2 separate regions of the Mus musculus genome follow, and region 2 is linked to region 1. A link is a contact called in ENCODE Hi-C or POLR2A ChIA-PET data. All regions are on one chromosome and are shown on one strand. Each heading gives the region's core, a stretch centred on a gene start or an enhancer-like site at or near the end of the contact. The rest is flanking DNA. Distances are from core to core; before and after follow the strand shown.

What was found. Hi-C counts contacts between places; a loop is a spot of excess contacts on that map. ChIA-PET counts read pairs that join two places held with the same protein, here RNA polymerase II (POLR2A).
Region 2: POLR2A ChIA-PET joins it to region 1 with 21 read pairs in Patski. The contact joins the promoter of Bcar1 here to the enhancer-like site in region 1. A Hi-C loop is called at or near these places in 5 of 37 maps with a recorded cell type or tissue (adrenal gland, gastrocnemius, heart and 1 more). POLR2A ChIA-PET finds 5 or more read pairs at or near these places in 3 of 5 experiments (Patski and embryonic stem cell).

Annotation. Positions count from the first base shown.
Region 1 is chr8:111,776,758-111,784,375 of GRCm38, reverse strand. Cfdp1 (craniofacial development protein 1) reads left to right here. Exons shown (of 7, transcript NM_011801.2): 6 at 4,967-5,125. Among named protein-coding and RNA genes, the nearest start is that of Gm39252, 26 kb to the right of the region's middle. Within about 2 kb of position 4,520, at least 1 of the 3 ENCODE cell types and tissues checked has a DNase peak (open chromatin) inside an H3K27ac peak, as active enhancers do; it is heart, where a contact is called at or near this core.
Region 2 is chr8:111,741,134-111,748,751 of GRCm38, reverse strand. Bcar1 (breast cancer anti-estrogen resistance 1) reads left to right here and starts at 4,903. Exons shown (of 7, transcript NM_009954.3): 1 at 4,903-5,063. The coding sequence starts at 5,052. It overlaps Gm51589 (a long non-coding RNA gene), which reads right to left and starts at 7,106. Exons shown (of 3, transcript XR_003947596.1): 1 at 6,585-7,106; 2 at 5,644-6,137. Gm39252 (a long non-coding RNA gene) reads left to right here. Exons shown (of 3, transcript XR_879199.3): 3 at 1-255.

The DNA of each region.
Region 1 (7,618 bases), core at 3,271-5,770:
TCTCTAGCCCTTTCCATTCCCCTCTATCATGGAAATTCTTAACCTAACAATATTTTTAGTCTGCATGGACTTGCATTTCATGTAAATGGAGTCATGTAACCTGCAGTCTCGTAGACTTGTCTTTCATTTAGTGTAGTACAACACGGTTCATCCATGTTGAAGCATGCATTTAAGGATTCCCTCCTTCCTTTTTTGCTTCCTTTTCTCCTTCCTGTCCCATACTTAGTATATTCCAAGCTAGCTTGGAACTCATCCTGTAGGAGATGACCTGACCATCTGAGTACTGCTAGGATCATAGGTGTGGGCCACAGTTCTCAGTCTCTTTAGTTATTTGACTTGAATGCATCTCATTCAAGTTAGGGTTTGGTTAGGGGCAAATTCAACAACTCAGCTTTGAAGCTACAACCCACACCTGCTTTATACATTTCAAGCATCTGCATGCAAACAGAAACACTAGCTTAGTTCGAATCTTGATCTTCGAAGAACCAAGTCGTCCTCTGTCATAAACTTGCTCAGAAGTGGAAATAGCAGGAAGGTGAAGTGCCATGCCTTACAATTCACGCTCTTGCTGGGAAGTGATGTCCATTTGCCTTTTGCTTTTTGCTTCCCCCCCCCCCCCCCCACTGCCTACCCTGAAAAGAGACTCACTGTGTAGCCCAGGCTGGCTGTCTTCTGCCTTGGTTACTCAGTGCCAAACACAGGAGCATTCCATCTCCTGGCTTATCCTTCTGTGTTAAATATGTGACACAGGCATGACAGGCGCTGTGTGTACCAAGAAAGAAGCAGAAAGGGGGTCCAGTCTGCTAACACTTGGTCAAACTGAGACTCCCTCTAAAAGCTCTAAACTAGGCAAGTTAGTAAGCACAAATAATAGATCACTCTTTGTGTAGATGCAGACCCACCGAGTTGGTTGGTCTCAGAAGGGAAGATCAGCTGAAGACTCCTCTGCACTGAGGAGAGAGGCATTAGCTGTCTCCTGGAGTGTGGTGACAATCCAGCAGGCCACACATACTGGTATCACTTGAGAACACCCAGGTCCAGGTAAATGTCCCCAAATTAACGGCCTGGTTACAGCAGAATCCAGGAGACTGTGTGGCTAAAGAAAGCACTTTTGCTGCTTTGGGGAAGGTGATTCATGTCACTGGCTGTAATCAGATGGCTCTTCCTAGGGGGAGCTCTTTATTCCAAATGATCCCCAGTCAGCTACAATGACATTGTTCTCTTTGGTATTGCCAGCTGAGAGTCCACAGCAGGACAGAGCAGACCTCCCCACTTAGCCCATGGAAAGGGGCTCATAGCATTGTTTTCTGAAGAGACGGGAGTTCAGGGCTTTTGCTATCAAAATAATCACATATTTTAAAAATCTGAAGCCAGCCTGGACTACAGTGCAAGACCCTGCCCCAGGGAGAAAACCAATCTGAAATCAGACCACACCGACAAACGCCTTCCCTCTTGGGTTATCACCAGGGCAGGCAGTCCATCTGTGGACCACGGGGCTAGTGTGCAGCCAAGAAGCTGCAGATGCATGCCAGCTTCCTTCTCACCGTCTGCTGAGGGGAGCCACGCTTTTCCTGGTGTTCTGTCAGCTTCAGTAATGCAGAGGCCTCTGGGGGTCTGAACCCATGAGGTTCTTTAGGGCTTCCTCCGGACTTTTCTGCTTTCCAGTGTCAGTGGTGAGAGAGGTGCGAGTGGTGAGGGAGACTTGTGACACTGGCTCAGGTCCTCTACGTGAGTGCTCAGCTCTGATGCTGGGCTTTGAGGAAATGAGTTACCAGGTGGGTAGTAACATCAGCCAGGGATTGGGTCGTACTTTTCACTCTTACAGACTTCAGCTAAATCTAAGAAAACCCAAAGGACCAGCAGCCCCAAGCCCTCAATGGGAAATTCCCAGCTTGAGCTTTCTTCACCTTCGTACAAGGTGCCAGACCTGTGCATGGCCCTGGGAATAGTTCGTGTGTGTCCCTCCCTTGTAAACAGATGACAGACACTAAGGAAAACATAAATCTCTGCCAAAGAACCTAGTTGCAGATGATTTGTGTATTAGTGGTTCTGCCAGTTTTGATATGAGAAGTGGAGACTTGAGCCCAGCTCTGAATGAAGAAAGGTCACTTGTGCTCCCAAACACAACCCTGTCCTTGCTGGTCCAGTTTTGGAATTAATTTCCTAATCTATCATTTCAAGCATGCTATTGAGTCTTTTTGTTGTGAGGGGAAATTGTTTAACTGTGCTGTCAAATCTGGGCCTTGGTCAATTAAAACTCTAACACTCCTTTCACTCTGAGTAAGCCTCCCTGTGGGTGAGACACAGTGAGTAAGATGGCAGGGTGTGGTGGCTCACGCCTTTAATCCTAGCACAGGCAGGTAGTTCATCTCTTGAGCTCCAGGTCAGCTCTGTGTACAAGAGCAAGTTCCAGGCTAGCCAAGGCTACACTCAAATAGCAAAGGGGAAGGCATGGATCCTGTACGCAGTGAGCTCCAGGGCAGGTAGCCACTTCTCCCCAACTGAGCAGTAGTAGAAATTGGAGTGCGCGCAGCTACAGGGTTTGTGTCCCTGTTCTGTGAGGTCCAGCACAGCAGCTGGGGTGTGGAGCACTGGACTTGTCCCGGGCCCACCACTGTGGACTATGGCAGGTTTCTACCTCCCTGAAGTGGAGTTTGATTAATGCAGGTATGAGATAAGGTTAAACAGCCCCTCAGCAATGTCTTCTTTGGGGTCTTTTAGTAAATGGTCACAGTTTGTCTATTTGTTACCCTTTTCGTTAATTTCTTTCTCATAGCCAAAGATCAGGCCTTGTGGCTCTTTTGTGTTCCTACTGGGAGCACAGTGGGGCTGCTGTCTCTGTTGAATGATTGTAATCAGGGGATGAAAAGATGATTCTAAATAACCTTTTCAACCCAAAACCTCTTCTGTTGGTGCCTGGTTATTGAGATTGGTGTTAAAGATTACAGGGAGTGACGGTCTTGTGCCTTCTCACAATCCTACTGATAAGTTCTACCAGTCACTTCGTTAGGAGCCTCCTCTTCAGTTCCTTTCCAGGCTTCTTATAGACAGACAGGTAGCCCAGGGCCTCACAGGCATGCAGCAGCAGACTCTTTCTACAGAGAGCAGTGAGTCAGAGTCCCACTGAGGGCACAGAGCAAAGTAGAACATGGAACGCGTGTATCCTTAACCAGACAGTAGTTACCACTCAGTTGTAGGGAACTTTGTCATGATTACAGAAGGTCAGTACTGCTGCACATAGAGAACCAGGATGATGCATACAGTGCATTTGGCCTAATTTAGAATTATCTTAAGCACAATAAAATTGCTCATAGAAAACTCAAACAGCTTCTCATCTTGGAGATACTCAAGTCCTGCGGTCTCACTTTGTCCTGAGTCTGTATTTTCTGCTGGTTTGACCTTTGTTGTATTTTTTTGTTTAGCCTCCCTGAACTTTGCTTATTTATCCAGCTCAACACAAGGACAGTGATACCTGCCTAGCCATTCAGAATTGATTTTAATAGTAAACGAGCCCAGTGTATCCTAATACACTGGATGTGACCTAGACAGGGACGCTAACATCCTCTGGACCAGTGTCACTAGAATGAGAATGTACCACTCCCACGTCTTATGTCTGGTGTGGGCACTGACCTGTTGGCCTAGGACACAAGTAGCCCACGGTCCATGGTTTCGTGATGGGTTAGAATGATACCAGGTCAGCTCAGAAACATTCCACACTGACCTGAGCAGGCCACCATAGCTACAGCAGGCCAAACTCAAGGCGGATGCACAGAGGCTGAGAAAGCTCTGTGAGAGTCAGAATGGCGTTGCTAGCCTATCTCTGTGAAGCAGAAAGGAACCTCTGGTTTCTTCCAGCGGAGAACTCATTTACTTTCATAAAGCCAAAAGCAGGCTGGCAAGACGACTTGGTGGGCAAAGGCCTTTGGCACCCAACAACAGAAGCCTATAAGTCTGGTGATGCTGCCAGAGAGAGAGAGAGAGAGAAAAGGTAACAAAGTTGTCCCATGGTCTGCACATTCCTGCCCCCAGCCCACAAAAGATAGGGGTTTTGTTTGTATGTTTGTGTGTTTGTATGTTTGTTTAACCCATGTTCTTTCTATGGCTTCTTCTCCTCATGTCACCTTCTTACAAACTCTAGCCGCCTTCTCTTTCCCTTATCTCGTTCGTGTAACATTGACTGGAAACATTTGACCTGCCAAGACTTGACTTTGGCATTTGGAGTTTCTCGCACAGCCCATGGTAGATAGCATCACCAGCACGCAGAGCCCAGGCTGTACAGTCTATGCTTTCGGGATGCTCTCCGCCTCCTGGGAAAAACCAGGCCCCAGCTTACAGGAGTTGAAAGGCAGTTGCCTTTAAAAGTCACAGTGCTGTGACTCCTTGCTCATCTGTACTGGAAACTGTTTCTTACTCTGTGGAAGAGTCCCCTGGGGCTTCAAAGCACAAACGAGGACAGTGATTCACAGTGGCCGGCAGTTAACTGCACCTTGACCCTATGCCGGATGCTGTGTTGGCTGTTTGCATGGACAGTTCCTCGCCATCCATGAGTAAGCATTCAGTGTAGGTTGAGAAATCAAGGCACATGCACTTGAACAGCTAGCCTTGAGTCATTGGGGCAGAGCTGGAATTCGAGCTTGTGCCTGTGTGTGATTTCAGAGCCTTACCTGAAGCCCTCCATTTTCCTCCCTCCCTGCAAGCAGGGACCTGCCACCCAGTACAAGGGGGTCTGAAGGGGTGAGGGCTCCTGTCAGCGGTGCAGCTAAGCAGGCATGGATGTTAGGCAGGAAAGGCGTATTAGGATAATGCCCTGTCTATAGTTGCTACACAGCAAAGAACATACCCTAGGTATAAGCATGGTTTCTGTTGAGACAAATGGCTTCAACCTGGGACCCTCATGTACACATCAACAACAGCACACACGGCCAGTGCAGAAACCAGAGTTCTCATAGTCCCTTTTCTTCCACAGGATAAAAAGAGCAAGTGGTATGAGCAGCCTCTTAGGGAAAATTGGAGCCAAAAAACAGAAGATGAGCACCCTTGAGAAATCCAAACTGGACTGGGAGAGCTTCAAGGAAGAAGAGGGGATTGGTGAAGAACTGGCCATCCATAACCGAGGGAAAGAAGGGTAAGAAGGGGGTCTGTCCTCCGCAGCCTCAGAGCTCTGCAGCGGCTTGTTTCAAACTGTTTAAGCAAATAGGGCTTCCCGTGCTTCAGTTACTGGTGAAGCTCTGCTCTAAGCGGAGGCAGATCCCATCCCTGAGCAGCAGTGTTCCCAGGACGGTTAGTGAATTACAGCTTCAGTGAACTGTAAGTTGCCTGGTTTATTCACAAGACGGGGTCTGGCTCACCGTGATTGGCTTGTTCTAATCTGAATCACTTGGCCGTCAGATAATGTGGTCTAGTTCAAGTGCCAGGACACTGTCACATTATCATGAATGGTGTGGTGCTAGTTTGTTCCATTGTGTTACTGTAGTCCTGTGCGTGGTAGGACTGTTTGCTGCATGCAGCCTGTATGACACATAAGAGGCCATTGCTATACCATTTCCCATCCACTCCAGAATACAGAGGATATTCCATAAGCCAAAAATGATCATTCCTGTTAGTGTTTATTTTGTTTTGTTTTCCCTGTGGGGTTTTTGAGAAAGGATCTCACTCTATAACCTAGTCTAGCCTCACAATCATGGCAATGCTCCTGTCTCAGTCCTCCAAGTACTGGGATCACAGACAAGAGCCACCACATCCAGCTCTCATGCATGGGGCATTCTGTTTGTTTTTTGTTTGCTTTGTTTTGTTTGTTTTTGTTTGCTTTGTTTTGTTTGCTTTGTTTGGGATGAATAGAAGAAAATGGAGCTCATTATGTGCTTAGGGAGTGCAAAAGAAACATAAGCCCGTGGCTTCAAGGCAGCATTTCTCACCCCTGATGTGTGTGGCCCTTCATATGGTCTGGGCCTCTCATCAACCCTGCTCCTCACCAGTAAGATCTTCTCTCTCAGCACAGCAGTTATCTCAGCTCCTTTGCCAGTAAAACTGGGATAATCTTAGCCTTCACTCCAGATGTGCGGATCCTATGATGTAGCGCAGAATGCATGCATTATTTATAGGGATGTAATGTGCATAAAGCACTTTGAAGGACACTCGTCACTCACATAATAAGTATATGCCATTCAGGTTGTTAATTAGCCTAAATTAGCCTTTAATCTCAGCATTTGGGCGGCAGAGGTAGATAGGCCTCTGAGTTTGAGGCCAGCCTGGTACATAGTGAGTTCAGGGTAGCAAGTTGAGACCCTGTCTAAAAAATAAATAAAGATTTAAAAATCTAAATAAACAAACAAGCAAACAGATTGGTGGGTGGGCAAATAAACAAATGCATATCCTAAGTTATAATAAGAACAAGTGGGGGGGCTACTTAGGGCCTGTTTTTCTTTTTCATAGAGTTTCACTATGTAGCCCCAAGCTAGCCCGTACAATCCCCTGCCTCATCCTCCCTAGCACTGAGTGAGATTATAGGCAGGCATGTTATACCCAGCTCTTAGTCTCCTAAGTAAGACCTTAACATTATTTGAAGCAACTTAGGAGCATTTTGTTTTCCGTGTTTTGCTGTTTGGTTGGTTGGTTGATTTGGCTCTTTTACATTTATTTATGGGGGAGGGCGGGCACATGATGGGTTTCAGGCCGTTCCTTACATAGTAGGTCTCAGGGATTGAATTAGGTCATCAAGCTTGGCAGCAAGCATCTTTACACATTGAGCCATTTTGCTGGCCCTGGAAGAATTTATTTCTAAATATGTCTTAATATTATTTAAATCAACCTGGGTGCTATTTAATATGTTTTACTTTTATTATGAGGTTGCTTAACCACTAGATCCAGGTTAGACTATTTAAACTGTTTAATTTTGCACAGGGATTTAAATAGCAGAAGGACCAGAGTGCACTATACTGGCTTGCCTCTCCTGAGAATTGATTATGTGGGTTGAAAACATTCACTGTGTTCAAGCAGATAGAGGTCTGTTAGAGATGAGGGAGTGTTGGTAAAATACAGCGAAAGAGAAAAGAAGATTTAAAACTAAAAGATTTAAAAGACCTACACAGGGCTGGAAAGATGCTTCATAGTTATAGCACTGGCTGGTCTTCTAGAAAACCAGTTAAATTCCCAGGTCCTGCATGGCAGCTTTCAACAGTCTGTAACTTTAGTCTCGGGGGATCTGATGCCCTTTCTGGCCACCTGTGGCACCAGGCACACATGGTGCACAGATAATGGTATGCCCAATTTGCTAGACCCCCAAGAAGACCACCAAGGACTTGGGATTCAATGCAGACACACAAGAGAATTAATTTGTGAGCTCACGCAAGCTTGGACTGCGATCATCCCTGAAACAGCAGGGTAGGAGAGCAGTGGAGAGGTTCGGGCTCAGGGCATCGGGGTTCATAAAGGAAAAAACCTTGGCTTTATGTGATTGGGAAAGTAGGAGAGGGGAGTGAGCCAAACCTCAAGGGGTGTTTCTAAATTAAAAAAAAAAAAAAGAATTACAGAATCAGGTATTGATTTTCTGGCTGATTGATCAGCTACAAGTGCCCCCGGTATAGTGGATTCAATTGGGAACATACATCTTGCGGTTGTT
Region 2 (7,618 bases), core at 3,654-6,153, 36 kb after region 1:
ACTCTACTCTCTTGGGTGACTCTTCTTTTTTGTTTTTGTTTTTTGTTTGTTTGTTTGTTTTTTGTTTTTCGAGACAGTATTTCTCTGTGCAGCCCTGGCTGTCCTGGAACTCACTCTGTAGACCAGGCTGGCCTCGAACTCAGAAGTCCACCTGCCTCTGCCTCCCGAGTGCTGGGATTAAAGGTTGGGTGACTCTTCTTAGCCCTCAGTAATATAGATGGTCTGATGCTCTCAATAAAGTTGGCTGTTGCTTGAGACTTTAATCTACCTCCTTTTAGGCCCCAAGTTCCCATTGCCAGTTAGAGCAGTAAACAGCCACACCCTGTTTAACCGATACCCATTATTGAACATGCAGGTGCTAAAGTTTCAATGTTCATAACCTATGGCTTCTTGACAACTTGTGGGAATTTCTTAAATGTAATAATTCCTGGAATCTGGGTGTCAGAAGACTGTTCAACGGGAAGTCATGTCGGGTCTCTTGTCAGGTTACCCATTACAGCCCTTTATTTCCATTAGAAGGGAAAGACGATACTCAAATTAAGCAAAGGACTTTTACACTCGCCAAACCAGGGTAGGAGTTCAGGCATGCTGCCTAGTGAGGGAGAAAGGGTTGCCCTGTGCCTGCCACTGGGGCTGCTTAGGAGTGAGTCATCTGTCTCTTAGTCAGGGAATGACATGTGTCTGGGACAGGTTTTCTGAGGGGTGCATGGGTGACACACTGAGTGAAGATTGGCCTTTGTCTCCAAGAACAGCAAGGGCAAAGCCTAAGTCCCTGTGCTCAGCTGAATATGACCCTGGAGTTCACTCTCAGTCTAATCTCTAGAATCTATTACCTAAGAAGGGAAAAGGCACTTTGTGTGCGTGACTAAGGATTCTGACATGGGAGGAATTTCTTGAATTACTGAGATGAGTTCAATGGAACCACAAAACACTGATGAAGATAACTAGTTATTCATATTTTGCCATAATTTAAAAAGTGTTTACTGCCCCAAAGAAAAAAAGCCCAGCATAAATAATAAATGAACCCAAGAAAAATTAGAAAATAAGCTGGGCGTGGTGGCGCACGCCTTTAATCCCAGCACTCGGGAGGCAGAGGCAGGCTGATTTCTGAGTTCGAGACCAGCCTAGTCTACAAAGTGAGTTCCAGGATAGTCCCAGAGAAACCCTGTCTGGAAAAACTCAAAAAAAAAAAAAAAAAGAAAGAAAGAAAGAAAGAAAGAAAGAAAGAAAGAAAGAAAAGAAAAGAAAAGAAAAGAAAAGGAAAGAAAAGAAAAGAAAAGAAAAGAAAAGAAAAGAAAAGAAAAGAAAAGAAAAGAAAAGAAAAGAAAAGAAAAGAAAAGGAAAGAAAAATTAGAAAATAGGAACAGGAAAGATGCGGTGGTTAAAAGCACTTGCTGTTCTTCCAGAGAACCGGAGTCTCCAGCAACCTGTAATCCCAGCCCTTGGGAGGTATGGGAGGTAGCAGCAGGAAGATCAGAAGTTCAAGGTCATCACTGGCTACATTGCAGTTTCAGGGCCAGCCCAGGACTCGGGAGACCTTGTCTCTAGCAACATTCATGGGCCCACATGATGATAAGTGACAGAGGTATATAAGAGAAGAGGCAAACTCTCTCACATGGAAAGTAAATTCCAAGTGATTTAAATAAGAGGCTCTAAAGGAGGTGGAGCACAACTGGACACTCCTCAGTGGGCCAGGGCACGCTGGCTTCCTTCCAAAGACCGCAAACACCGTGGTGGAGCACGGCCTCGGTCAGGAGATCAGAGCCCATTATCAACAGCAGTGAGCCATGCTGACGGCATGTGCCCTGATATGATGTAATAAAAATGGCATTTTACCTCTGTGGTCTCCTCATCAAAACTATGACCCCAAAGTAACCATGAGAAAAATGTCACGTGAATACGGAAGCAGGAAGCAGGGGGTGGGGGTGGGGGTGTCTACAAACTCCCTGACCCGATACACCTCAAAAATGTCAAGGTTATCAAAACAAGAAATGTCCAAAAAAGGGGGAGGGGGGACTTGTCCCAGCTTGGAGGACTTACAAAACATGACAAGTAAGTCTGATGCGAGGTGCTGGATAGGGCTCTAAAACAGAAAAAGACATTGGGGCAAAATAAGATCTGATTAAAGTGTGGACACTGGTTAATTATAATATGCAATACAGGTTCACTAATGGTGACAAAGGTACCATGCTAAAGTAAAATTGTCACACTGCATTTGAAAAGACTCAATGGCAAGACTCAATGCATTCTCTTGGACCAGAGGCTTCTTTGGATCACGGAGGTTCCTGACTAAGGAAAGTAGCGGGAGAAAGAAGCTACCTCCCCGGGCCCTCAGTCCCCTAGTGATGTGGCAAGGTCCAGGGAACACAAGTCTGGACAGCTGGGTATGTTACATCCTCCCTGTGGTCCAGAGGGAGTGCCCTCCACTGAGGGTCCTGGGCAGCTCTCAAGGACCCTCTAGTATGGCGCCTTCGTCAGGCAGCCCAGCTGCTTCTGGTCTGGACATCCCCACAGGCTAGTCTCTGAAGAACTCGGTGAGTCATTGTGGAATAATTTGTCTGCAAGGCTTAGCGAGGGAAGAGCAGCTCCGGCCTCTAGGGATACAGGATAGTCAGATCCCCGAGGGAGCCTCCTCTAGTTGCTTCACACCCTATACCCAAATCCCTGATCTCTGCCAGAAGCAAAGATCTACCAGGGATCTGCCTTTTCCCTGTTTGTGCGCGACACGCTGGAGGACTAGCTGGCTTCCAAAGCCAGACCCCACATGCACTATCCTCTGAGACCCCATTTCTCTGTACCCAGAGTGTGGAAGGCATATTTTACCTACTGCTCACTCATCGTCTTCTAGCCTGGACACCTAGAATAAACAGAAGCTAAAGTCCTGCGCTTTTCCCAGCCAGAGGAAATGAAAAGGGAGGAGGAGCCTGACTTGGAGGGGCGGGGCTCCGGGACCTCCGGCGCGTGTGGCCTAGAGCCCAGGCGCCAGGCTGAACTGCTGTTCTCAGCTCAGAATCCCGGGTGCCAGCTGGGCGCGGGCGGGTGGGCACGGGTAGGGCCATGTGCCAGACACACACAGAATGCCCTTTGAGGAGATGGCAGCTGTCGGCCCAGGCACCCCTCTGGTTGTTGTGGCCTTGTCTGCCCTCTCCTAGCAATACCTTGAGAACATGTATTCAAGAGGTACAGGGGCAACCCTGTTCAAAGTATCGAAGACCCCCTCATCAGTCCTGGAATCAAGACCTGGCTCTGGTGGCTGTCCTGATGTCCCTCTTTCTCAAATATCTTCCCTCATTGTTGAGTTCCTTCTCAGAATCTACCAGAGGGTTGAGGGGACTAAGGTTGCCCCCAAGACCTCAGGAGAAAAAAGTTGGGGGATCAGAGGCCACCCCTGAGCCTCTGAGGAAGTTAGAGACCCACCCTCACTCCATCTCCAGTCACCCGGCCCTCCAACCACTGTACATCTGGAAGACAAAAAAAAAAAAAAAAAAAAAAAAAAAGCTTGTCCCTGGGACGGAGCGCATCCTCTGCTCTCGCAGAAGAGCCAGGTTTGGTTTCCAGTACCCACATGGCTGCTGATAATTTCCATAACTCCAGTTCCAGGGGATCCCATGCTGTCTTCTGACCGCTGAGGGCAGCAGGCAGGTACATGGTATGCACACATGGATGCACAAACACTCACACACGCAAAATAAAATAAACCAGGCGAGGAGGACGGGGAAAAGGAGGGGGGAGTAGGAAGAAGAGGAGGAAAAAATGGAGGAGGAGGAAAGGAAGGTGGTGGTGGGGGTGGTGGTAGAGAAGGAGGAGAAGGAGGAGGAGGAGGGGGAAGAGGAGGAAGAGGAGGAGGAGGAGGAGGAGGCAGCAGCTTCGGGTCACAGCAGCCTTGTCCCCAAGTACTATATACTAGCTAGCTGAAGCTCTCGCCCTCTCGAGGTCCTCTCAGGAGGGAAGGCTGCTGCCAATCAGCTTTTCGGAACAGGTTCCCTTAGGAAAGCAGTAGGCTCCTAGACAAAGCAAAGCCATAGAATCCATCTCCCACTTGATGTAGGTTTGCACTCTCCTTCTCAGGCCGTGGCAGCCATTAATTACCCTGGGTCTGGCCTTACCCAGGAAGAGGTCCCATGGAGCAGTGACAGGTTATATGTGGTTGGGCAGCAGGACAGACCCCTGGGTCTTATGCCCTTGGTAGCTGATGGAGCTCAGAGCCTCAGTGTACTGAGAGGGAAGGTGAAAGAAGCGAGGGCGTGGCAGTCGGAAGACCGTGTGCCCACTGCTTGCAGGTGCATGTTTGGGCATCATACCAAGTGTGAAACAGCTGAAGAAATTAGGGGTGATTAACATGGAAGAAAGGAAGACCTGAAGGCCTGCTTGTCTTCCAGCCTTGGGCAGGAGGGCCCATTATGGGTCCCTCCCTAAAAGCCACTCTAGATTTTATTTTCAGGGGGATCCAGTGTTAATCAGGCTGCTTCCTGGGGGTCTGGGGCTCCCTGGGGGGATGGAGTGGGCTTTGGCGGAGACCTAAGCTCATTCTCAGCTGGGCTCGGAGGGCAGAGGAATTCTGGTGTAGTGCTAGGCTGATCTAAGATCGCCTTCAGCCAGTCTAAACTGCTCCCAAAGTAGGGTTGTAGGAGCCTTGGGACCCGCACTGAGGGACGTGATGTGAGGGGGTGGGGGTTCTGGATTCCAGAACCGGGTGGGCGGACCGGATGGGATTGTCTAATAATAAGTCTGGAGGTAGCCTTTGGAAGGACGTGCAAGGTGTGGGAACCCAGCCTCCTCGACCAGTTGTGCCGACAGAAAAAATCCCGGGGTCCCGGGTCCTTGCCTTTAACGCGGCCCGCGGCGGAGCAGGCGGGAGGGGGAGGGGCGGTGCGGGCAGCGCATGCGCGGCGCGGGGGGAGCGGCCGGACTGTCCGGTGGCGGCGGAAAGCAGCCGGCAGGACAGCGGAGAACGCCGGGACCCCGCGCCGGGGGCTGTGAGCGGCGCGGGCCCACCGAGCCCGAGCTAGCCCGCGCCGCTGCTGCAGGGCTCCGGGGGGGCGGCGGCCAAGATGACCGTGCCGGTGAGTGCTGACCGCCTGAGAACCCCGCGCCCCCTACCGCAGGCCTGGGCCATCGGGGGTCGCCGGAGGTTCTTTTCAGGCCGAGGTGGGGGTCAGGGTGGGGGCGCTGCCCCAGAGCCGGCTTCTCAGACCCGGCTTTTCCAGCCTCTTCCAGGACAGCGGACTAGGACGGGGGGGGGGGCGTACTGGCCCCGCGGGGAGCACCCCGGCACGGCTGGGTTGGGCAGGGGGTGTTTGGGAGCCTCTTGAGAGCCTCTGGGACTAGTGGGCCCGGTGGGGTCCGTGCTTTTTCCCTATCTCCTACCAGAGTGGTCAGGCCTACGGAGAAGAGGGCTCTGTCACTCCTTAGAAGCCCATGGCCAGGTCAGCTGCGCCGAATGAAGGGTGGGAAGGTCTCTACTGTTCCCCAGAAAACTCCCTAGGAGGGCTGCCCTATTGTGCTGTCGGGTCTCTACCCGGATGGCCAGGAGTGGGGCGGGGTCTGTTTTGTCCCCGGAGACACCCTTACCCCAGAATGGTTGGCTTGGCTGGCTGTTGGAAAATAGCGTACCTCCCCCCTACCTCTGGTTTGTACACTCACTTTGTGGGAAGTTTTGTTGGTCCATTGAACCCCAGGACCTTCCGACTAGCAGCTCCTTTCTGTAGGGGCTTCCCCGTTTGCTTGACATCCCATCCCGGTCCTCTGTCTTCCTGATCCACCAGGCAGACTTGAGCAGCCCTTGGGCCAGTCCTTAACACTTGGGTCTCCTCCTGAGGTCTCCATTGATTATTCTATGGACTCAGGTACAGGCATTAACCCACTTTACAGATGGACAAACAGAGGTGTGAAACCACACCTTCATCCTGTCAGCCCTGGAGTAATGGCCTACAGCCACCGTTTCTCTGCTGACTCAAGCATTTTTCCCGATGACAGGAAGGGGCAATGGACCAGAGCCATGCCTAGCCTGGCCTGGCCTTATGCTGGAACTGCTCTTCATCCACTCAGGGGACTGGGTTCTCTCCGTGATGCAGACAGTCAAGCGTCCTGGCAGGGCAAGTGGCCTCTTAATTAACCACCGTAGGGTACAGAGATTCCTGGAGAAGAGAGGGTTCTGTAAGCGCAAAGCATTGTTATTACAGAATTAGAGAGCTCAGCTCCTGCCCGCCCCTAGAAGCGGTAATGCTGAGTTACAGATGAAAAAATTAGGGCTTCCAGGCAGTGCTAATGGGAGCCCCCCACCCCCATCTCTTCTGGTTCAAAGCATAATTGTCTCATCTCTAGGAAGAGAGAGCAAGCCTGCCAAGCCTCTCTCCTCTGTTGTGCTCTTGCTGTTCTGCAGAGCTCAGAGTTTTCTCTGGCTTGGGGCATAGGGCACCAGCCAGCTCCGCCCCTGTGGACACTGGTCAGAAAAACAAGGCAGACCTGCTGAGTGTGCTGGAGGGCCAGGGTCCCCAAGGCAGTAATGACCATGGAGTACCCCTCTGGACAGGCCTCTGATTAGGAGGGCCAAGATTGGTTTAGTAGTCCATGCAGGCCCTTACCTCACAAGATTTCAGGTCATGGCTCTCTGCTCTGTGCCGCAGTGGCACCGTCTGTAACTAGAGAGGATAAGGGGGTTTGGTGAAACTTGCACAGATAAGAATCACTGTGAAGAAGTGAAGGTCTGTCCCCACCAAGATCCACTCCGTCTGATGTATCTCCCATTCGCTTGTAGCCACAGCCCTCAGTAATCTGCATGGTGTGTAGCTAGGCTGCCAGTCCATTGTCCTCTCCCCTGGGACTTTGAGAGTATGTGAGGTTGTGGGGCTATGGAGAAAGTTCATTTCTGAAGCAGAAAACAGCTTTCATTTGCTGGGAGCCCTGGTGAGCTTCTAGAAAGATTTGCCTGCTCTGGGAGCCCAGAATGGTGACTGGCCATGTGGTACTTAGGGACACATTTGAGTTTTATGCAACACCCATTCATTTGGGCAGTCTTTTCCTGGCTAGAGCTGACGCAGGCACTTTGGCCCACAGAAATTACAAGATGCTAACAGCCGGCGATGGGAGATGACGATGGCAGAGAGAACTTGGGGCGGACGAGGTTGAGTTGATGTGGTTTCCTGGATATCCAAGTAGGATCTGAATAGGGTTTTGTTTTAGTTTTTTGAGATAAGATCTCATTGTATAGCCCTGAATAGCCTGGAATTTACTCTGTAGACCAGGCTGGCCTTGAATTAATACAGAAATCCATCTGCCTGCGCCTCCTCCAAGTGTTGGTCTAAAAGGTGTGCACTACCACTCCAGCTGTGCCAGGGGTCTTAGCTCTGTTATTTGACCCCCATGGGATATAAGGTTCAGAGGGAGGGAGGAACCATGACAGCCCTGGCTGCCAGCTTATGCTCTCTCCTCTGCTGAGAGCAGAGGTACCTGGGCAGTACCTGGCTACTCATTTCCTGGCTTCCTCTGACGTCCGCCTTCCTTCTGGGCATGGCTGGCCAGTGCCACAGGCCTATCAGGCAGTCTGACCTAGCTTGAAGTTTGCACTTGAAAATGACTGTTGCCATGCCAGACCCACGTTCACAAGTGACGAGAGGTT